Linked DNA regions of Mus musculus: regions 2 and 3 are each linked to region 1. Evidence: chromatin loops called from intact Hi-C (ENCODE). Cell type or tissue: left cerebral cortex. All regions are shown on one strand.

The links. A loop is a pair of places that touch in the nucleus more often than their neighbours do. Peaks named below come from ENCODE experiments on the same cell type or tissue, not always from the same donor. Only the 100,000 strongest peaks of a DNase experiment are listed, where the experiment ranks them.
Region 2: a loop joins it to region 1, with 2.6 times the contacts of the local background. A loop is called at or near these places in 2 of 42 quality-filtered maps.
Region 3: a loop joins it to region 1, with 2.3 times the contacts of the local background. A loop is called at or near these places in 8 of 42 quality-filtered maps.

The regions. Positions count from the first base shown.
Region 1 is chr13:46,925,183-46,933,182 of GRCm38, forward strand. It overlaps Kif13a (kinesin family member 13A), which reads right to left and starts at 4,536. Exons shown (of 38, transcript NM_010617.2): 1 at 4,385-4,536; 2 at 4,034-4,124. The coding sequence starts at 4,439. In left cerebral cortex, CTCF peaks have their summits at 3,994 and 4,804; DNase peaks (open chromatin) are centred at 4,134, 5,341, 5,704 and 6,045; H3K4me3 peaks cover 2,681 bases; H3K27ac peaks cover 1,856 bases.
Region 2 is chr13:46,719,817-46,727,816 of GRCm38, forward strand. Nup153 (nucleoporin 153) reads right to left here. Exons shown (of 22, transcript NM_175749.2): 1 at 7,544-8,000. The coding sequence starts at 7,657. Gm46412 (a long non-coding RNA gene) reads left to right here and starts at 4,869. Exons shown (of 2, transcript XR_001780928.2): 1 at 4,869-5,698. In left cerebral cortex, CTCF peaks have their summits at 4,766 (motif pointing right) and 7,071; DNase peaks (open chromatin) are centred at 4,771, 5,582, 6,979 and 7,492; H3K4me3 peaks cover 1,764 bases; H3K27ac peaks cover 667 bases.
Region 3 is chr13:46,854,862-46,862,861 of GRCm38, forward strand. The region is part of intron 3 of Kif13a (kinesin family member 13A); the gene reads right to left. Among named protein-coding and RNA genes, the nearest start is that of Gm22960, 44 kb to the right of the region's middle. In left cerebral cortex, no CTCF peak of the experiment used is centred here; a DNase peak (open chromatin) is centred at 4,077.

The DNA.
Region 1 (8,000 bases):
ACTATGATGCTTAATTTCCAATTTACTGACAAAATTATAACAATATCTCCTAAGGAACGTAAGTTTGGTTTTTTTTTTTTTTTTTTTTTTTTTGCGGGGGGAGGGGGGGGGGGTTCGAGACAGGGTTTCTCTGTGCAGCCCTGGCTGTCCTGGAACTCACTCTGTAGACCAGGCTGGCCTCGAACCCAGAAATCCACCTGCCTCTGCCTCCAGAGTGCTGGGATTAAAGGCGTGCGCCACCACTGCCCGGCAGGACCTGTATCTTTAAAGACTGCTCTTATCATCCAGGGTAAATGTAAAGAAACAAATGTGTCTTCCTATATTGATATTAAAAGATATCAAAGCAAGATATAAGCTTCTCTGTGTATGTACAGTTATGTTCATATACTTTCAGAAAAAGGAGTCATAAATAAATGGGTAAAGAGAGAGAGACAGGCCTGTAATCCAGCACTTGGAAGACAAAGGCAAGAGGGTCGAGGGTTCATGGACAGCTGCTACTACTTAGCATGTTCAAGGCTAGTGTGAGCTGCGTGAGACCTTGTCTCATAAAATGCAAATAAGTGAAACAAAATCAGGAAGGAAAGAGAACAGGGAGGGGAGGGATGCTGCCAGCAGGGTTGAGAAGACGACTCTGCATGGCATACAGCACGACACACCCCACACATATGGCAGACGGGATTCTCATTCAATCTGCGCCCAAGGTAAACTGCTGCGTCAGCATGTCCCACTCCTCACCGCACATTCCGCCACAGAGAACTGCCCGGAAGTGATCTGTGGCAGCAATGTTTCCACCTCCCTTAATAAAGGACTTTGACCTCACCCTTGCAAAGTGAGCCTATATACGAGCAGCCCGATGCCAGCCAGCTGCCTCCGCACCTGCACCGTGGGTGGCAGCTATAGCTCCTTGTGTTCTCGTCATATGGCAGCTGTTATGCGCCAGGCGCTGTATGGGGCCTCGGGCACAAGGGGAATCAACACAAGGTACCTGGCTTCATTCAGGGAGTACACAGTCTCCAGCAAGACAGAAGTGGGAGATTTACAAATGATACAGTGTACACAAAGGCCAAGCACACACCTCTGCGATTACCACAGAGCGTTGAAAATATTTTTCCTCTTCCTTCCCACAGCTCTCCAAGGCGAGGGCCTCTGGCATAACTGCCGATTTGCAGTTGTCTTCGGTTCCCTTGGTCAAGCCTGGGACCGACAGGAATTCTGTGTGCGCCCAAGAACAATGCTACGTGTTTTACAAGGAACAAATCATGTGGGTCTTAGCATTGTAGATTGACAGACCAAACGTGGATCGGCTATGAACCTGGACCTATGCAGCGTTCTAATGCTGGGATTTCAGCATCAAGACAAACATCTTTAGTCTGAGAAGTCGTCTGATCTTTCAGTCTTCACTAACGCTGTCCCGTAAAAGAAGGTATGAATGCAAAGCCTGTTTCTTTTCCTAGAAGTCGATGGATTTACTCCACCTTGTTCTTACTGGTAACACTGAAGACTTTGACCCAGTAACTCTGAGCATCTCTGAATGCGTGGGCAATCTTTTGCAACCTCAGAAAAACACTACTTCTCAATCTGACAAGTTGCCAGCATTTATTTAAGGACCTCTCACTTTTCAGACCTAAGAATTCCCAGAAGATTTCACTACGGTCTCGATATTCTACACACTCACCCTTGCCCTGCTCCAAGCTCTATCCAAAAAAACACGGACGGCACACATGAATTGCAAATATACCATAAAGCACAGTTGTGACTACCAAGCCACAGCCCAAGGGAGGAATTGTTTCTATTTTTAAATGCACTGTTGCTTTAAGGGGAAGTTCCATGAAGAAATACGAAACCAAGCTACAGAGTGGACATCAAAATGTACTTGGTGTCTTCGTTTCTGGCAAAGACGGTCGTCCTAACCTGAACGGAGCACCCTTGTGTTGATTCCTCTCTGGTCTGGAAACCGAACGGCCAGTGAATACACGGCCAGACCCAGAGAGGGCCGGTCAATCACACGAAGAAGAGTTCCATCTGTCAGCCCACAACCAGAGAGCACCCCACAGTTCAGTCCTATTCTTCCAGCTCCGGATAGGGGTCTACCCGAGTCAGCACGCCAACGGATAAATGTCCAGGTCACATTCCACGGGTCCTCACTTAAAAGGATCTAACACAGCGGCCCAAGGAACGACCATGTGATATTTTAGTGTTTACCACCGACTAGCCAGAGTTATCAATTCTCTTCAAATCCCACCAAACTAAAGCTTTTCCTATAGACAAATGGCAAGGTTTTACCTCACTCAACAGCAGGCAACAGTGGCATTCCCTAGGGTTTAAGAGTGACAAGGAGAGCAGATGCCATTGGTTGGGAGCACATGCCTACCCTGCCTACCGGTCTGGGCTCCATACCCTGGAGCTCAGAATGAATGAATGAGTGGATGAATGGATGAATGAATGGACACACCCACTCATGTACAACAAACACATATATGGTTAAAAGTATTAAAAGAACGGGGCGGGGGGGGGGGGTTGAAAAGCAACACCAAGCCGGGGAAACTGAAGCCTTGGCTTCCTAGGAGAAGCTAAAATAGTCTACCTGTTCCCCCCAGGCTGCCTTGGCGAACCAGAGCCAAAGAGATAGTCTTCTGAAATAATATGACAAGATCCAGCTTTGAAAGACAAATAAAATAGTGATATGGCATAGGCACTTATTTAATTAGTTTATTCAACAAATTTACTAATGCCCACCATAAAATATACCTTTTATACTATTATCCATATGCCTACATATACTGTAAAATATTTTAACATGTCCAAAAATACTGTCCAAGGATACATCCATTACTGTATGTAAAGATCTATACACATCTTTAAGATAACTTAGCCATTAAGTTAGTATAAGAATCTGCTATAGTGACTATCTGCTAGGAAATGCAGAATGTTTGCGAAGTCAATGGAGCACTCTGGGCTCAATACAAAAAGGAAAGAATTCCCCATTCTTATCCCTCATAACAATCTGACCCCCAAAATTAGCAAGGCTGGGCTGCAGTGGGGTATGATTATAGAAGGAAGCAGCTGCCTCGCTTAGCAATAAAGTAACAAACCCTACTCACAATTGGGTTTCAGGGAAACTTTAAAGAGCAAAAATCCACTCATTATGGAGCTCATCAACCAACAGGTGACTTTCAGGGTCAAACTCGTACTCATTTCCAAGCCGAATCGGAATCCCGGTTTTCTTTTCTATTTTTATAAGGTCCTACAATGCCATAACGAATGAATCCCAACCAATTTCTTCTCAGGGGCTTACCATAAAAATGCCAAATATTCACACTATTTTAGGGCGTTTTCCCATACCATTGCATGGAACACAGTAGAATTAATAAGGATCCCACAGTCAGGACTTTTCAAATGCAAATGCCTTGCCATCTAGAAAATGCAGCCCCTTTTAACATTCCCCCATCCCAGTGTCTAAACAGCTCCGTATCAGCACTCTGTCTGTTTCCTCGAAAATCAAAATTCCCGAATTACTTTCAGACACCATCTCAACTCACCACCTCCAACAACCTACATACAGATTTTAAATGACCCTAGCCTTGTACTTGGGTGTTTGATTTCTTAGGCTCCCAGCCCCCATTTCATATACAACATCCTAAGCAGTTCTGCGAAAAGGGGCAAACAACGTAAGAATCGCTGGAGCTGAACTCCATCAATAAGGCCTTGGATTGGTCATTTGCACGCTTCAGATAACGTCTTTCCTAGGTGTTAAGATGTGGCCTGGGCTACACATCTCCATCCGGTCCCTTCACGTTCTAGGAGCCTGGAAGCCAGAGTGCTGACTCTGGCCAGGGTTCCCTGCCTGGGAGACATCGCTCTGGATGAGAGGGGACAAGAAGTGATGGGCACAAGGAGGGGAGGGGACCCTGCACTTGCAACCGCTTTCCGCATGAGCGTGGGACAAACTTGAAGCCACCCTTGCTAACAATGGGAGAGCGCACTCGGTTTTTCCGGGCTCAAACTTGGCAGGAGCCGCCGGGATGGGATTTACCTTTCTCCCTGCTTAGTGTTGGAAGGAGGAGGGTGCAGGACCGTCTGGTTCCCTTCCATCTCCACCACGCACTTGGTGTTCAGTTCCAGCTCTGAAAGCACAGGGGCAGGGTGATGTTGCAAAGTGGAGCATCCGCGGCCGCAGCCGGCGCGCGTGGCTCAGTCCGGGCAGGCAGGGAGACGGCGCCCCGGGCACATAGTGGCCGCGGCCAGAGCCTGGGCGCCGCCTCCACCCGGGGCCACGCCGGGCCACACCGGTGTCCCCGATCCCCGGCCGCCCTGCAGTTTGCAAAGTTGCCCCCCGCCCTCGGCCGGAGCAGAAATGCAAAAGGAGCTGGGGAGAGCGGCTCACCTCTTCGGTTCATGGGCCGGACCCGGACGGCAACTTTTACCTTCGTATCCGACATGTTGGCGGCGCGCTGCTCCGCCCGACGCGGCCCCTTCAAGCGCCGCGCCGCCGCCGCCGCCGCAGCAGCAGCCGCGCGCCCCCCGAGCGCGGCCGCCGCCGCTCCGCCGAGAGCTCCGAGACGCAGCGCCGAGGCGCGCGGGCCATCCCGGGGGAGCGCGACGCGGGGCACGGCCGGGCCCGGGGAGGGGCGGGCGCGGGGCGGGGCGCGGCAGCGGGAGGAGGCCGCGGGCCCAAGCGCCGCTCTAGCCGCTCGGGCCGGGCCGAGCGCGCAGCACCGCGGCCCCTCGCGGCCGCCGGGAGCCGGGCAGCGTCGCCATCTTCCGCTCCGGGGGCCGCGCCCGGGCTGTAAGGCCGCTGCAGACCGGGAAGGGGCGCTTTACAAAGGCGAGCGTCTCCGGCCTCAGGGCAGCCGGGACACGGGAAGGGACGCTCTGCAAAGGCGTTCGGGCTCCGGGCTGCTGGGCCTGGAGAAGGAGCCCCTGGCTTCCCCTGTTCCTGAGCCTGCGGGGGACGTCACAGACACCTCCTGGAGCTCGAGTCACCTTCAGGGGCCGCTGTCACCCTCACAGCCGGGGCCCTGGGGCGGTCTGGGGGGCATTGGAGAGGGTGCCGGGTGCGCAGGCCTAATCCACGCTATCCTTCCGCCTCCACTGACATCCACAGCGCACCGCCCCTCGGCGCCCCACACCGAGCTTTGCCGCGGTGTTGGAAGCTCTTTGTGGGGAGCCAAGGCTAGACATGAATTTGCAATGGACCACCAAAACCGTGTGTTTGTAAATACGGCGCTCATTTTCTTTCCCTTGCGCCCTTGTAATGGGAGGGATCTAGATGGCCGGGAGGGTTCATTAACTCTTACGTAAGAAAGGCACAGCAGCGCGATCCGCGCTTTTGCCAAAGCCAGACCTCCCAGCCTGGGCGGAACCGAAGGAAGCGGATTTGCTCTGTTTGGTTCAACAAGTGCTTGAGGGCGGCGCTTCCGTGGTGCCAAGGCGTTTTTGAAAAGTGCTCCAAGTCTTAACAGTTTGGATCCGGTGGGGAATCTCACTATGGCATGAAGGTCCAAATTCACTCATTCACGAACTGCTTTATGGGGAGTTTTATGGGGTGCTTACTGCGTGCCGTACTGTAGAGACCACACACAAGCAGGAACAACTTCGCTGGCTCTGGTCTCCAGAAGCCACACTGAGGGAGGAGAGATACTTATTATGGTAAACCACGTGTAGCAGGTGGTCTAAATAGGAGGGATTCCGTCTGTCACCAACTGGTGCCCCGTGATGCGACTGACTTGCACATGCGGTCTACCGCTGTACCACTGAGTCACACCTCCGGCTCCCAGGAAGCCTGACTTGAAGCAGTGCTTCCGCTGCTGTTCCTTAGTCTCTCTCACCTTGATTCTGGCGACCAACGAACTCAGGTCACCTCGGAGGGTCATACAGCAGTCTGCCTCCTGGGTTCCTAGTGCTACCCGCCTTCTCTGTCCCTCCATTCATTCCGCTCTTCAAATATTTCTCTCTCTCTCTCTCTCTCTCTCTCTCTCTCACACACACACACACACACACACACACACACACACACACACACACACGACACGACAGACAGTTTTGTAGGCTCTTGGCTAGAGGCCCCGAGCTATTTCTTCCACAGGATTCACAGGCCCCTGAGGCTCGATTCTCACCTTTGGATTACTGAGACATCCTCTTACTAAATTCCCTAGCTTTACTTCCTATATATACTCTTTCCTGTATCCAACAGCCAGGAAATTAAAATTCTATTCTTTGATTATGTATGTTCTTGTATTTTTTTTAAATCCCTCTGGCTGGCTCTATTGAATATTACCTCTTATTCTCAAAATTTGTCTGCTTCTTCCAGAGCTCTTTAATAAGCAAGGTGTCTTCCCTATGCTAAATTGTTGTTCTGGCACTTTCCAACAGTTGCAATTTTAGAATGTTGGGTATTTTAAAAAGATACATCCAGGGCTGGAGAGATGGCTCAGCAGTTAAGAGCAATGGACGCCGCTCTTACAGAGGACCTGGGTTCAATTTCCAGCACCTACATGCCAGGCATCTCACGGAACCAGTTCATAATCGTCTGTAACTCCTGGTCCTAAAGATTCTATATCCTCTACTGGCCTCCGAAGGCACTGTACACACACATGATGCTCAGACATATGTACAGGCAAAAATACCCTTACACATAAAAATAAAATTGTGTGTGTGTGTGTGTGTGTGTGTGTGTGTGTGTGTATCCAAGAGATCCAAGAGGCTGAGAGTCAGTAGTCAGTTCAGGGGTTAAGGATATTTGCTGCTCTTTCAGGAACACCAGCACCCAGCTGCTCTCAACCATCTGTAACTCCAGTTCTAGGGGATCCTATACCCTCTTCTGGCCTCCTCAGGCTCACAGACATACATACATTCACACAAACATCCATATGCCTAAAGTGAAAATAAATCCTTAAAATATACATTGAAGCTCTATTCCCCCAGAGCCTGTGGGTACGACTTCATTTAAAATAATGTCTTTGCAGAAATAAGATGCAGTCATACTGGGTTAGAATTCATTCTTAATTCAATGACTAGTGCTATTGTGAAAGGGGGGGTGGTGTCCAGACACACACATATGCAGGAAGGAAGCCAGGGAGAGAGAAGATAAGACTAGACAGATGCAGCCAGAAGCAGGGGACTGCTAGGAGCTACCAGAAGCTAGAAGAGGCAAGAAGGAATTCTTCCCTGGAGTCTCCAGGAGAAATGTGGTTTTGCTAGCACCTTGAGTTTGGAAGTCTGGCCCCTAGGAGGTCTGGGGAACAAATATATTTCTGATTGTTTTATATCACCGTGTTTATAGTATTATACAGTGACAATTTTAAGAAACAAGGGTAAGAAGCCAGACATGGTAGAACACACTTATAATCCCAGAACTCCAGACACTAAGGCGGGAGGATCACCGAGAGTTCTAAGGCAACCTAAGCTGCAGAAGGAGAACCCCGATCTCAAAAAAAGAAGAGAGAGAGACTCCTCCTTACCCATGTCTATGTTCTTTCTCATTCTGTACTAGATCATGGAAGTTTTTAGCGACGCTGGGAATTGAACCCAGGACTTTAAGCCTAGCCCCATCATCGATGCCTCTAGTTCTTGAGAACTTGTCTATCTGTTCTAAATGAAGTCAGTGACTATTTGGAGTTTCAAACTAATATGACGGGGAAGCGTCTCTTTAATTCATTTGCAGTCTTCTCTCCATTGAGAGGACCGTTGTAGGCTTCCAGATGAGAGGCCACGATGGCCTGAAGAAAGTCAACAGTATTGCAAATGGAGCAGAAGAAACAAATTGGAGGCAGGGTGCTTACTGTGGAGATGAGAGTGGAGTGATTTAGCAAGCCACAGGATGTGAGGCGTGAAGCAAGCAGAGGAATGCACAATTAGGAAAGACCCTAAGTGGATAAGGAGAGGTCTTAAGGTGGGAGGGGTGTGGTTTAAGTGTGGCTGGTTAAACAGTTCCACTGTAAATGGCCCTTCCTACTCCGCCAGCCTTCTGGGACCTGAAGAGCCTCATCTACTTTTTACCC
Region 2 (8,000 bases), 210 kb before region 1:
AAGAGAAACCCTGTCTTGAAAAAACAAAGAACAACAAAAAATGGTACACGAACCAAGGTACATTTCAGGAAAAGCCCCTCCTATAGTATATGAATAAAATCATACATATTTCAAAAACTTACACATCAACTGACAGCTCCTAATGAAAAGCTGAGTTAAAGATCTAGACTCCAGCCTGGGCTGAGTTAAAGAGCTAGACTCCAGCCTGGGCTCCGAGACCTGAGAGAAGTAGGAGAGGGATGAAAGGAACGAGAAAAGAGAAAAAAAATATCCTTGTGCAGGAAGAAGGCTCCGTGCCAAAAAGAGTTTTTCAGGTCTTCATAGAAATGGATCAATCTTGATGGAAGAATGCTTCACATAGGGCATGGTGGCGCATGCCTTTAATCCCAGCACTCGGGAGGCAGAAGCAGGTGGATTTCTGAGTTCTAGGCCAGCCTGGACTACAAAGTGAGTTCCAGGACAGCCAGGGCTATACAGAGAAAGCCTGTCTTGAAAAACAAAAAACAAAAAACAAAAAACAAAAAACAAAAAAAAAGGCTTTACAAGGTGGACACAGTGGTGCACACCAGTAGTCCTAGCATAAGGATGGAAAAGGGCCACAGTTGAACAGGAAAGGCTACAGAGTAAAGACACTTTAGAATTTTAAGGAAAAAAAGAAAAGTTAAATTAAATTACAGAAAGAAAGAAAGAAAGAAAGAAAGAAAGAAAGAAAGAAAGAAAGGAAGGAAGGAAGAAAGAAAGGAAGGAAGAAAGAAAGAGAGGAAGAAAGAGAGAAAGAAAGAGAGAAAGAAAGAGAGAGAGAAAACACAGAACAAAGACTTCATACAACTCCTACTTAACCAAATCAACTTCTACACTAAATAAGAATGAAAGTTTTCCATCAGAACATCTCTGAAACTTCCAGCCTAGGGCAATCACTCCCTTCTATGTATGGAGAGTGGTGCTCTTGCTTCCATGAGTGGCCTCCAAGGGCACTCTACACACATGGTACATAATGAATACATGGAGAATGAAGGCGAGAATTAAGAGGCCAGCCTTAGCTACAGAAGACCCTCAAGAAGAGAGCTAGGAAAAGAGGAAAGTTCTCCAGGTTTTCACTGAAGAGTTTCCCTAGGAAGAGGATACAATCTGACAATGTTTTAAAATTTAATTAAAAAAAAAAAACTCTAAAATTGCAAAGAACCACCATCCAAATAAAATCCAATAAAAACACATAAGTACTGTATTTAAGACTTCCAGTTTTATCCATTTTAACAACTTCTACTGTTCTGTATATTTCTTCCCCTCAAAGAGGTGAAAAACCATCTTACAGCAGAGTAAACAGAAACACCCTCTACAGTGATGACAAAGCCAACTACATAAAAAGCAAAAGTCCCCTATGCAAAATTCATAGTGCATTAAAAATAGAGCTGATTTTACCTGTGGCACTATAAGCAAGGGCTACACTAAGTAGTTAAAAATAATGAAGTTAAATTGAAACTGAAAGGAGAAAATCCTCAGATTTAAACTATAAATCCACTGGTGTTCTTGCCTTAAGGATTAGTTTCTTCATTTGGCAAAAGATAGTAAAAGTAATTCAGTGCCCAATCCCATATACAAGTCACAGCAGTTTTGAACACAGTACTTCATATTCTATTTAACCTTAGTTCACAAGAGACTCTGGGGGTGGAGGGAGAGAACGATTTAGCCTAGAGTCACTTTCTTTTCACCAGAAGGCAACTTCTCAATTTGACCAACTCCTCAGTCTGATTCTTCACACACAAGTCTCTTCTCCAGGTCAGTATCTTGTTTCTCTACTCCATTCTACTTAAGTTCACTCAACTCCATTCACATTATCCTTATAAAATAGCATTCAATACTACAATCTTTCATAACTTCACTGGCTCCGTGACCATGACAACAAACTAAGTCCAGCACCAGTTTACCAAGCCTTACTCTTCCAAATTACTCCATTTCGATTTCCACTAGTCCTTTCAGACCCCTATATTACATTAATACCTCATTCTGACCTGAGTCTTCTTCAAGGCCCCTTCATCCAAATTAAACTACAAATCTCAGGCACTGCCATATTTTATAAACTGTTAAACTTACCCGATCTGCCCAGTCCAAGTTCTCCAGTCACTTAAAAATATTCTTCTGGCTAAAGAATTAAATATTCCCAAGTAGCCTATTTTCACCCCCTTCAAAACTTACAACACTGGCTGGGCAGTAACATTCATATGCTTGTTAAATCTAGCACTCCTAGCACTCAAGAGGCTGAGGTAGAAAGATCTAAAGATCAAGACCAGCTTGGGCTATATAGTGAGTTCAAGCCAGACTAGACTATAGGAAGACCCTGCCTCAAAAGTAAAAATAAGGGCCTGGAGAAATGGCTCAGTGTTTAAGAGTACTTGCTGTTTTTCAGAAGTCTCAAGTTCAGTTTCCAGCAGTCTGTCAGGGTGCTCACAACTGCCCATAACTCTAGCTCCAGAGGCTGATACCCTCTTTGGGCCTTCACAGGCACCAGCACACAAATGCGCGCACACATATATAGACTCATATGTAAGAAGATAGTAAAAGCAAGCCTCTTGAAAATAATAAGAAAAAAACTTAAAATGTAACAAGAAGCACAACCCATTAAGTCCATAGCAGTTAAACTCCCATAAGAGCTATCTCATATCTCACATTTTAATACTGAGACTAAGAATTTCTCAAGCCACACTATGAAAAAGATAAAGCACAATCAAATAAATAGATTTATAGTTGAGAAAGGTGTTTTATTACCCTTTTTCTAACAATAAATTGTGTCTGACATCAAGACCGCAAATATACTTTCTTGCTTTTTGACCACAGACAGAACCAGACCAAGGCCAGACATATTAAAGGAAGCTCTATATCAGAAATATAAAGTTGAAAATACAGAATTATTACAATGTTCTCAATATCCTGCACATAATAAGATGGCTATCTTTAGTGGCATCTGACCCAACACTTCATTTTTCTTCAAGCTAGACACTTGTATCATTAGGACTTTCCAAGAAATGGAGACATAAATGGAGCTTTTTTGGTGTCATATTAAAAACATGGTAAGGGGGCTGGAGAGATGGCTCAGCGGTTAAGAGCACTGACTGCTCTTCCAAAGGTCCTAAGTTCAAATCCCAGCAACCACATGGTGGCTCACAACCATCTGTAATGGGATCTGAAGCCCTCTTCTAGTGCATCTGAAGATAGCTACAGCAAACTTAAAGATATAATAATAAATAAATCTTTAAAAAAAAACTGGTAAGGAAAAGTGCTAAGTGGTTAAGATAAGCTGATATCGCTCATCGATAAATAGATAAATAGATAAATAGATGGATGGATGGATGGATGGATGGATGGACAGACAGACAGACAAAAAGAATCCACTTTCTATTTATCAGTCAAGCCGGAACTTTCTACCTACATACTTAAGTGACTGGTACTTCTCAAGAAAAAGACAAAGTCCTTTAAAAAGTTGTGATAAAGCTAGACTTTTATCAAATTTTGTGATAAAGTTTTGGTGCTAGGTTTTCTAGTTTGGGACTAAGGTAATCTATCTTCTTAGAAAACAGGATGACTCATAGTCTATCCTTCCTCACTTAAGTCAGTGACCACATTCAACTGTTTAACAAGGTAGGGAAAGGGAGGAATCCCTATCCATCAATCAATAGTTTAGATCACTTTAGTTTAACTTTCACTTGGTAAATAAACAAAGACAGGCAGGCACACATCTTTAAACCCAGCACTTGGGAGGCAGAGGCAGGTGAATTTCTAAGTTCAAGGCCAGCCTGGTCTACATAGTGAGTTCCAAGACAGCCAGGGCTACACAGAGAAATCCTGTCTCAAAAAACCAAAAAGACCTTAAGTTTAGTATGATTTTGGAAAAGAATTTTGAAATTTTGAATTTTGGAAAAGTAACCAGAGGAAGAAAAAATACCGCTAATTCTAAAAGACAGCAAAATGCATAGACCACTTTAAAAATGTTAAAGTCAAGGCTCTATTTAATCATAACTTCATGTGAGTTCTATACCATCTGAGGCATTTTTATGTCATTTAACTCTTGGTAATCTTCCATTTATAGATGACAAAATTAAGCAGAATTTTTCATCATTCAACTCTTCAGGCAGAACAAGGATTCAAACTTATTCTAATTTCATCAGAATATTTTTAAAGCAATTATTTCTATAATCATCTGAGATAGAAAGAATAAAACTTGAGTATCTGGAATGAATAAAATATTGAGAAATATTACTCTTTTCAAAGCTGAGAATACTCTTTAGACAAATGTTACGAAGGACACACTTATTGGTGTCAAAAAAAAAAAAAAAATCACAAAGTACCAAAATAAAAAAAGTATCCTATCACATAAACCCAGTTCTACAAACTCAGTTGACTGTGGGCCTTTGACCCGATCTTAAAGGGAAAAATGGTTTTAACATTTGCCAAAGATTCTTAAAAAAAAACAAAAAAAAACAAAAAACAACAACAAAAAAAAACTACAGCCACAGAGCCTCAAAACAGCTTTGTTTCTTTATAAAAAGGATTCATCAACATCTAAAATATTGATGAAAGGAGAATCCCTCCTCTACCTCAGCTTTTTAAGCAATTGAATGTTGTGAGTAACCCAGGATGTTCAGGCTATCTATCAGCCAGCCTGTTTCTGTAAGGATGAAAGGTAGATTCCCTTAGCTCCAAGCCAGAAAGTCTTTTAGCACCAAAAGAGGGGAGGGAAAAAAGCAAATGGTTCTGTCTCACCAGGAGGTGGCAACAGATTCTTCCAGAAGTTCTGCTCATGAGATCAAGTGTATTAGGAAATGCAACCAGCTTATCCTCCAGGCCTTGCTACACACAATGAAAATGGGAAAGGAGACTCAACAGGAGAAAAGAACTCCCAACTAGAAAAATAATCAATTTTAAAAGTATCTGGGTTAGTTATCAATAGATTTAAGCAGGATGGTCTCTGGTTTAAGGCCAGCCTGAGCTACCCAGGACGCTGTCCCCACCCTCCAAAAAAAGTACAAAGTAGTTGAGTAGTTGGTTAATGGTGAAAATAACCATCCTGCATTGTTCATTTGCTTCTACACTTCTTGAGACACTCTACAGTTCAGACTAGCCTAGTGTCACTATGAAGCCCAGACTGGCCTCAAATTCCGAGTCCCCTGGCCTCTCAGCCCCTTAGCAGCTGTGATTTCAGGTATGTACCTCTTTGCCCAACTATGTCTACTTGTAACTGTTTGACCTTTATCTGGTTGATCAAGACAATATCTTTCTAGCTCCACAACTTCAAGCAAGGTGGCTTTAAAAAAAAAAAGAAAAAGAAAAAGGAAGAAAGTTAAAAGTAGAAAAATGCTAAAGTTTAAACATTTCCCAGAAGACCTAAACCAGAAGTCAAAACAGGAAATCAGAAATCAACTGAACATGATACAGGAGTCACAGGTACTGGGTGACTGCAGTAGCTAGCTCCTTGGCCTGACATTTGCTGTCCTGCATTCACCAATAAGCACCAGCCTGCTTACTCTGAGTCTAACACAACTCTTCAGTCTGCCAAGAGGCCATGGACACTTATCAAGCATTAGTATGAAACATGCCATGTCATGAAACTCCTTGATATATCCAAGATGATGACTCAGCAGTTGCTGCAAAACAACCAGTTGACAAGCTCGGCTAGTAGAGGACAATGACATCCACTAAGTCCGAGGTAAGACTAGTTACTTACTTTAAGACAGAAACAAAAGCTGAGCTGCATACTTTTATATAAGCCTAAACACTTTTTTCTTTGGTCAATTCTGCCAAAATTAAATCTGCTAACCAAAAAAGAGTTATCTTTAATTCCAGTTCAAATTAAGATGTACTTACATTTTAAATTAAATGACTGAGGCAAGAAGCTAACATGTCTTAGAACTACTGAGCTCTAAAACCATACAGCTTGAAATCTGTACCAGCTCTAAAACATGTTTGGTTTTAGTTGAATGCACTTCTCTCTCAAATTAGTTTGGTTTTTTTTTTTAACCTAAATACATTTTAAAATAAGCTGTGATCATAACTTTGGCTTCTTTCTAAATTCTATCATAATATCATACATAATATTGGCTTCTTTTTAAACTCTATCCAAGCCATCCATTTCTTTGCTCAAACTGTTTTCAAGCAATCAGAGGTGGTTCATTACTCTTAGTATAAGAGTATGTTTGCCTTAATGTCCATTGTACAGTATTAGGCAAAGTAAAACGGCCAGGCTTGTGACCTGATTTTAATCTTAAAGTCTGCTTCTGAAGACCCCGGGCTCCTCAGCATTCAGGGAAAATGGTAATATTGCAAGGCTTCCAAGCAATGACAAATAACTTCTTAGTACATAAAACACAGCTGTTTCTATTCAAAACTTTCCCTATCTTTATTTTAAAAATCTCAAAAGTGATATAATTTAACATTACCAACAAGTATTCAATTTTAGCACTAGCCAGAATAAACAAAAAGTCTACATTTAAGAGTATGCAACAAGTTATATATTAGCCCTTCTTCAGTAAGCTTAAAATATACACTTCCTACTTTTAAAAAGTGGCTTCGTTAAAGTGAGTTTTTAACGTTTTAATTCTCACAATTTTTAATAACTGAAAGTGTTCTCTGAACCAACTATCTCGTTTACAACAAGAATCGACATTTTTATAAACACCCAAAGAAGGCATACGGTGGCTTAAGTAACACCCCTGGTGAGCCCGAAATACCTTAAACTTCTAGAAAACGCCCAGTATTAAAAATATTTGGTGTATGAGATCAGAGCTGAAGAACTGGTCAACTGTAGAGAGTGGATGATTCTGGTCTTCAGTATATAGAGCGGGGTGGAGAGAAGAGAGGGAAGAACCACGCATCAGAGACCAGACGTAAGAGCGGCGAGGGACTTTCAAAACGCCTCAGTGCCACATAACTATAACTCAGTTAAGAGAGGAAAGGATGAGAAGCTAAACCAGTGTGTTCCGATCTGGAAAGGCCAAGCAGACAGACGAGGGGACCGGACTACCATTAATGATTTAACGCGTCTAAAACCGAAATTATTCCACGATATGGGTAACAGCGCCCCCTCCCCAAGTCTCTCCGGGCCGCGGTGGCAGATTAATCTCCCCGCGCACCCTGAACCCGGGAACACAAGAAAGAAAAAGCCTGCCAGCGGATGGGCCTGTTGCCACATCTTTCCCTTGTTCCCTTCGTGAGGTCGTGAGGAATACCATTTAACCCCCAAAAACCCGCCAAAAAAAAAAAAAAAAAAGAAGAAGCAGCAGCAGCAGCAGCAGCCCGAATATCCGAAGCCTGAGATTTCTTTTCCCGCCCTGTGCCCGCCAGGGAAAGCCCTTGGGCGGGAGGGCTGGGAGAGGCCGCTCGCATCCCACGTGTCTGCCGCCAGGCCCGGCCAGGCTCTACCCACTTCCCGTCGCCACCCGGGTCCAGCCTCAGGCCCTCTGGTCCCCTCCACGTGGGGCCGCCGGGTCCTCGCACCGCCCCCCAAAGAGACCGCCCGGAGCCGCCCAGTCGCCACGGCGTACCGGTCCCGTACCTGGTGTTGGGGTCGCCCCTGTTGGTAAGGCTTCACCGGCCCCTGGTGGCAACGACGAGTCCGGATCTTGCCGCCGCCGCCGCCCCCTCCTATGCCTCCGGCTTCCGAGGCCATGGCGGAGCCTGGGCGGCCTCCCACTACCGCTCCCGGGCGGGAGAGGCAGAGGCGGCGGCCTGAGGGCCTCCCCCGCCCGGCCCTAGGCGACACACAGACACAGCGAGAACCGCGAGGGAGCGAGCGGGAACTGAGAGTGCGCGCGGCGGCGAGGAAGGCGGTGGCGGCGGCTGAGGGCCCCGAGGTGGCTGAGGAGCGCCGGCCGCGTGCGGACCCCCGCGTCTGTGTTTGTCACCGTCTCTATGGAGATCTCCCGCCGAGGCCGGCGCGAGCAGCTCCGGGCGCCGCTGAGGCCTAGCTCGACCGCCCGCTGCTAGAGGCTCCTCTTCAGTCGCCCTGGCCG
Region 3 (8,000 bases), 70 kb before region 1:
TTTCACAACGTGGTGTTATAAAAACTGTCACACCAAAAGACACCGAACGTTCTATATTCCATTCCATGTGGGCATTTTCAATACTTTTCTCACTTTCCTCTCTCCTACCATCAGAATTATTATAAAAGTTACCCATCATGATATGTAACAATATATGTTAGTTGTATTATTAATTATTATTATTCATTATTTTAAGTTAAACCCCACTTAAATCCCAGACTGCAACTGCACAGGACCCTGTTTGAGTCCAGGTCTGTCCTCACTGCTGCTGTTTGTAGAATTCATTGGACCAACACAAACTTCATCCTGTGCCTGACCACAGCTGCCACAGGTCAGGGAGAGGAACACCAGAGCCACCAACCAGCCTTACTAGTCAGCTCCGCTGACAGACCTCTCTTCCTGTTTAAAAGTCTGTCAAGTCAACGCTGTCTTTTCACAGTGTAATTAATCATTTCTTTCACACACACTTGTAACTACACACCACATGATGTCTTGGGCTTCACAGTCAACCCTGCCTGGCTGAAGATTCACAGCAGCTAACAGCATCTGCAGCACACACACCCACAAGAAATAAACCATTGCCCCAAGCTCAGAGACCCCATCAGGTCTTCCACAGGAGGGAACTACACTTCTGGCAAGTACCTTAGATGGGGACTCAGCATTCTAAGAGGGAAGAGGGAAGGGTGTCTCTCTCAGGAACTCAGACATATTGTCATCAATTAAAAAGGAAATTTGACACCTTCCTTTTTAATAGGAACCCCATGCTACGACATTAACAGTAATACAGGGCTTCCACTTGACACTGGGTCCGTGTAAACCAGTGGTGCATACTCAGTGAAGCAGGAGCTCCATCCTGACTCTTTCGAATGCTCTGTTCAGTTCGTGTTTGCATCTTTATCAGTCTCTCCCAGCATCTGCTTCACCAGATGCTGAGGGTTGGGTAGAGGTACCACGTCCTGTCTAAAGATAGTCTATATTGGTTCTCTCATGAATTAAGAATTAAAGATTCAACTTCTCCCACAGTGCGTTCAGAAAGGCAACATGGGTATTTCTAAACACGGGCTGTTCCTCTCAGAAACACTGGTGGAAGCTGTGAGCGCCTCTGAGCTCGCAGTTTGCAGCCTGTCCGCCAACTTGACAAATGGCTGCCTCTGCCAATCACACAAGGAAGACTAAAACTCACCCTGACACCAATCACCGCAGGAGGTATTTATACCTGGTTCCAGAGAGCTCACCTTCTGTGCTTCCCACACCCTGTAGGAGAAAGCCCAGTGTGTACTACCAGAGGGAAGAGGAAGCTAGCTGGCTTCCAAGGAACCAGGTCTCAGACACTTAGGACCCAAGGCAGCCCAGTGGCTGCAGACACAGGACAGGGTGGAAGGATCCATCTATCACTCTGCTGGGGATGCCTGAGGCAGGACTCCAGTTGCTTCCCCTGGTCCAGAGAGCTCTTACTGTTCTGGATAGCAAGCAGGACCATGCTGAGAGTCAGGGGAGGCAATGGTTTTCTCTTTGGGGGCTGAGAAGTGTGCAACCCGGTATCTCACCATCTGCATCTCTGAACATCCTTGGGCACAGAACACAGTGAGAATAACTGACTCTGAATGCAGCCAGGCGCAAAGCGGGTGAGAGGTGAACAGTCTAAAGAAAAGTCAGGGGGCTGGCTGGTAAGAGCACTCACTGACTGCTCTTCCGAAGGTCCTGAGTTCAAATCCCAGCAATCACATGGTGGCTCACAACCATCTGTAATGAGATCTGATGCACTTTCTGGTGTGTCTGAAGTCAGCTACAGTGTACTTATGTACAATAATAAATAAATCTTTGGGCTGGAGCAGTCAGGGACTGAGTGAGTGAAGTTGACCGGAGCAAGCAGAGGTCCTAAAAATTCAATTCCCAACAACCACATGAAGGCTCACAACCATCTGTACAGATACAATGTACTCACATACATAAAATAAATAAATAAATCTTTAAAGAAAGAAAGAAGGAGAGAGAGAGGGAGAGGGAGAGGGAGAGGGAGGGAGGAAGGGAGGAAGGGAGGAAGGGAGGAAGGGAGGAAGGGAGGAAGGGAGGAAGGGCGGAAGGGCGGAAGGGCGGAAGGGAGGAAGGAAGGAAGGAAGGAAGGAAGGAAGGAAGGAAGGAAGGAAAGTCAAGACAAAAATACACAGTGTTGTGTTTCTGAAAGTCTTCTGGAAATTTTTTAAAGTGCGTTAGAGGGGCTGGAGAGATGGCTCCGCAGTTAAGAGCACTGACTGCTCTTTCAGAGGTCCTGAGTTCAATTCTCAGCAACCACATGGTGCTCACAACCATCTGTAATGGAGATCTGATGCCCTCTTCTGGTGTGTCTGAAGACAGCAACAGTGTACTCATATACATTAAATAAATAAATAAAAATTTAAAAATGTGTTAGAATGACAGAGTGTGACAGAATTGTGTTGCTGTTCCAAACGACTCCCTGCCCTCTTTGAGAGGGTTACGTGTTCCCATTATGGCCTTGTGACCTGTTGGACCTGCAGAAGGAGATGTAATTTCTCATCCTAGTGACAGCGGGTTGGCCACATCACGGGTTTTCGCTTTGCCTTCGTGCATTAACCGAGCACAGTGTGACTGCAGCCAGGTTCTGAGAGCAGTGGGATTGTGAGCCACTGCACTAGCAAGTCCCAGATGGCAGCAGATCCTTCAGACTGGAGCCCACACTAAAGCCACAGACGACCTGGACTGACACTAACTTTAGAGGAATGTACTGTTGTTGTCTCTAGGCACTGAGCACCTAATGGAGCAGGCCAGCACAAGGCAGCTCCAGAGCAACAGGCCAGCCCTACTGCCTGTCCTATGTTCTCCATTCACTGATGTAGCTTGCATCTGCAGCCAGGTCAATGTGCACTACAGCTTATATGACCCGAATACATGAAAATCACTAATAATCTTTCTGACCTACCAGACTGAGATCTGACTGTAGGTTCTCTATAAGCTACCATTTCTCTTGGTTTTTAACACTCAGCATTTCGTTTCACCCCACCCTCCACCCCCAGCACTGGGGATGGAACCTGGGGACTCATGCACACCAGACAGGGGCTCCCACTGAGCCACCCTCTCAGCCCTCACTACTTCCTAACACACCAATTGCTTCCTTACTTTTGCCCCTATATACATCACGATTCCTACCCCAATGTTCTGTCTCTGGAGACTTTACACGTGCACGCATGCCATCCAGAGGGTCCTTGTTCAGCCCTGAGCTTTGCTTTCTGTGAGGTCAGGAAGACTGAAGTGGAGGCAGACAGAATGCAGGATAGCCCATTGTCACTTAAAACATCCTGCAGGTCTGGTCATCCACGCCACACTGAGTTCCCCGGACCAGAGACTGAGACTCTGACCATGCCAGGAGAACAGAGGTAAATGGGGAAGGGTAGGCTGCCATTGAGACATGACAGCAGAAGCCCAAGCCCCAGACACAAGGAAGAAAGGAGAGCAGCCAAAGCTAAGAGCAGGTGCTTGTGGCTGAGATGTAATGCCAAAGCAATGTTATTTCATCAGCGCAGCGATGGGATCCTCGTATGTAATTTAATGCTTTCATGACATATTCATAAGCCAAAGAAAGACAAATTTGCTTCAGTAAAGTATTTTAGTTAACCCAGTATATACATTTTTTTCTTTTAGTATAGCACAAACTATTTGTGCTACATTGTTTCCGCTCACCCTTGTATGAAATCTTAGAAATCAACTGTGTGTTTTATACTTACTACACAGCTCAAGCCCTGGGGGCCACAGAGTGCATGCTCAAAAGCCTGGCCCAGTACTTTATTCTCAGCAGGACAGAAGAAGCAGCAGGAGGCCATCACAGAACCAAAGACCAGATAGCGGAACCAACCCAAGTCTCAGATGGCAGCGCTGTGCAGGTTCCTTCCTTCCTTCCTGAGAGATGTTTATAAAACCAGCTTTTGGTGGTTTTGTTTTCAGAGACAGGGTCTTACTACGTAGCCCAGGCTAGCTTCAAACTCTTGATCTCCTGCCGTGAACTCCCAAGCACTGGTATTACATACACATACCACTGAAGCTGGGTCATCAGCGAGCGCCTTTAAACAACGTCGGCTTTGAGAGAGAACTATTTGGGCAGGGGCCCAGCTCACTGCTAAAGCACGTGCCTGGCATGTGTGAAGCCCTGCGTTGGAGCCTCTTCACAATGTTTTGAAAGAACTGAAAATGAATTTAATTCACAAGACTGAAATATTAAAATGAATTATACATACTGTTATAAGGTATTGTTTGCTCATAAATTTACAATGAACAAACTGACTAAAAACAAATATGACCTAAACAAAATGATTAGCAGATATTTTTATTTCTTCCCAAATGCCTCCTTCTTATCTTATCCAGTAAAGCAGAGTGGATAGAAGAACCTTTCTTTTCCTTGTATACCAGTACCCACCCAAATCCAGCTTATCAAAAGATGGCTCAACCAAGAAGCAATCACAATACTACCTTTGCACTCTGACAGACAGACACACCTCTCATACCCTGATGATTGTAAAACAAAGACTTTCTTCTTAACCTACAGGTGTATATAAACCAGTGTCTCTCCATGTTTGTCTAAAGTGCTATCGTTCTTGAGTGAAACAGACCTTGCTCCCACAAACACCACAGAGTGTTCGGCAGGTTATTAAAAGGCAGGCAGGTGGGCAGTATCTGAGATAAACACTTCTCCATTCAGAACTCACCAGACAGACAAATCCAAAAGATAAGCTACATACTAACTTATGTTTGGGGGCTCATTCTCTGTCTGTGGCTCTGTCCATCAAAAAGGAGGCACGCCCTGCTCCAGCTGACCTGTCTGTCTTTCCTTGCTTGTAGAGGTTGTAGAGCTGTAGACACTATTTTTTACTGGCATGTACTTTCGCCTACTCCAGAATACCATGGATTAATAATGGGATCTCAGAGCACAGCGTCTAACCTTCTCAGGTTGGCTTTTTCTACTTATTAACATGCAGGGAAGGTTCCCCTGTGCCATCTGTGGGGGTGGGTAGCTCATTTCTCCTCTGTCCTTGAATGATACTGTATCAAGAGAGTAGACCAGGATTCCTTATCCAGTCTCCTGCTGGGAGTCATCATGGCTTTCATATTGTCACAGACATTTGTGCACAGTAGATACAAACTTTCAGTTGGCTTGGGGAAATACCTAGAGGCTCCATCCCTGGGGTCACATGGTAAAAAGATAATTAGGTTCTTCAGAGGCTGAGGGCTGTCTTCCAGAAAGCCTGCACCATCTGCTTCATTTGGCCAGTGAGGACGGCAGAGTTCCTGTTGCTGCCCAGCCTTCGGTTCAATTTTGTGAGATTTGGAGACTTTAGGCATCCTATATTGTGTGGTGATATCTCATTGCTTTAATGTGAGTTCTCTCTCTCTCTCTCTCTCTCTCTCTAAGTTTTTTTTAAAGATGCTGATATTGAGGCTTATTTATTTATTTATTTATTTATTTATTTATTTACTTCATATGAATACATTGTAGCTGTCTTCAGACACACCAGAAGAGGGCATCAGATTCCATTACAGATGGCTGTGAGCCACCATGTAGTTGCTGGGAATTGAACTCAGGTCCTCTGGAAGAACAGCTGGAGCTCTTAACTGCTGAGCCATCTCTCCAGACCCTAATGTGGATTTTCTAATGATATGATGTTGCCTTTATTAGCTTATTTATTTGCTTATCAGACACCTGTGCTGAAATTTGGAGAAATGTCTATTCAGATATTTTTGTTCAGTTTTAAGTTGAGATTGGGCTTTCTTTCTTTCTTTCTTTCTTTCTTTCTTTCTTTCTTTCTTTCTTTCTTTCTTTCTTTCTCTGGATTTGAGGGATTTTGGTATAATTTGGATACAAATCCTTTATTGGATATTTTCTAGATGTTTGTCCCAGCACACCGCTTGTCTTTACACTTAACGCAGAGGAGTTAAGTGTAAAATCCCTGGCAGAGGAGCACATCCTACAAGGGCACTGTGTTGTTTTCTCTTAAGTCTTGCTTTCAGTGTCACCTGTGAAAGGTTGTCAGAGAGCCATGGCCACCTCACTCCGTTACCTTCTGACAGTGTCCCAGAGTTGCAGTTTATATTAATTTTTCTGAAGAATGGAAGGTCTGAGTTTACTTTAAAAAAGGTGGGTCTTCAGTTGTCTCTAACCCTTTAATATCATCTACCATCTGGTGTTCACAGCCTGATCTCATCTGCTACAGAATTTTAACACTAACCTTACAATCTAGGCTTTGGACTTTTCAGACTGAGAATTTGTAATGGGTTATTGGTTTCTTGAATTATGCAATATCCATTTCTTGCTACCATTGTGTAATCTGACTTTCTTTTTTTTTTTTTTTTTTTTCAATCTCCTTACACATAACAAGTGCGTGTAAAGTCTGGACCTAACACTTTGGTATCAGAAGCCTTTGTGGGTCTCTATTCTTACTTGTATAAGTAAGAATTTATCTCTGAATATGTGTTTCACTTGGTGTTTTTTTTTATTTTTTGCTGTTTTGTACTGCTAGGGATTGAACCTGGGTACTTGTGCACACTAGATTAGTGCCACTGAGACACACCCTCAGAGTTAAGATGATGCTTTTAAAGATGCCTGTGGAATCCTTAAAGACATGGAATTACATCTGTGTCTTCCTGTAGCATTTCAGGCACCTGAAACCTGGAATTGCTCTATTATGACTTCAGTCCTTGAAACTTCCTGGATTGGGAAGTGTGTGTATTTCTTTTAGTTACTGGTTTTTGTTAATTCCTTTGTTTCTAAGACAGGGTCAGGGTCTCACCAAGTAGCTCCAGCTGGTCTGGACTGGCTATGCAGACCTGGGTAACTCTGAATTTATGGCGATTCTCCTGCTCCTGCCTCCTGAGTGCTGGCAGTATAGGCTATGTTTTCTCACTATGTAGCCCAGGTTGGCCTGCTCCAGCCCCCGAGAGTTGGTATTTCAGGAAAGTGCCACCATACTGTGACACTGTGACTCTAGACCTGACAGGATCCACCTGACAGCGGACTCTCCTGTTTTACCTTTACATGCCACCCAAGGCCTGGTCTCAACCCACTGTCCTGACTCCAGTACCGGGAGTTTAGCAGGGACTTCAGCTCTCGCAGGACGTGAATGAGCCCCATACCTTGGCCTGCCCCACTAAGCTGCCTATAACCTTGTTCTGCCTCGAAGCTGTTTGTACCTGAGTGTTACACACAGAACAGTAGATTTGTCTCTCCACATTTCTGGGGTCCTTTGGGCCTTGGTCTAGTAATCTATCCCTTACTAACCCTGATGTATCCCCAGCTCCTTCCAGCACAGGCTTAAAAACCTGTAACCACATGTATGCATGTATGTATGTATGCATGCATGCATATATGTATGTATATATGTATCTATCTATCTACCTATATATCTATCATCCATCCATCCATCCATCCATCCATCCATCCATCCATCTATCCATCCATCCATCTATCTGGATGGGGACATGAACCACAGGGTGTGCCTGTGGAAGTCAGAGTTTGGGACTCCAGTCCAGTTTCTCTTTTCACCACATGAGTAGATGCTGGGGCTTGAACTCAGATCTATATCCCAAGCACAGACTTTAAGTTTTTCAGTTGAACTTGACAGAGGAGGTGACCCTGGTCCCCTAGTATGTCATTTCTGACTGCAAGGTCAGAACAGGATCTTCCCATCCTATGAATGTCACATATTTTGTTCCAATGGTCCCAGCATAACTGATTTCATATCACACACACCCAGCTTACCACTATCAGAACACAGAGATGAAGGCTGCCTCATATAAAGTTGTTCCTGCTTAGTAATTTGTTAAGGTGAATCACCATCTGCCCTGAGGCCTTTGATCATCACTGATGCCCAAATCTCATCATCTTACAAAGCTTAACAGTACCTTTGTTTTTCCCCACTTATCTTCAATACATACAGTCCCTAAAAGCCTACTTCTGTGTCTTTAATATATTTTACTCTGTCTTACCACTTTCTTGG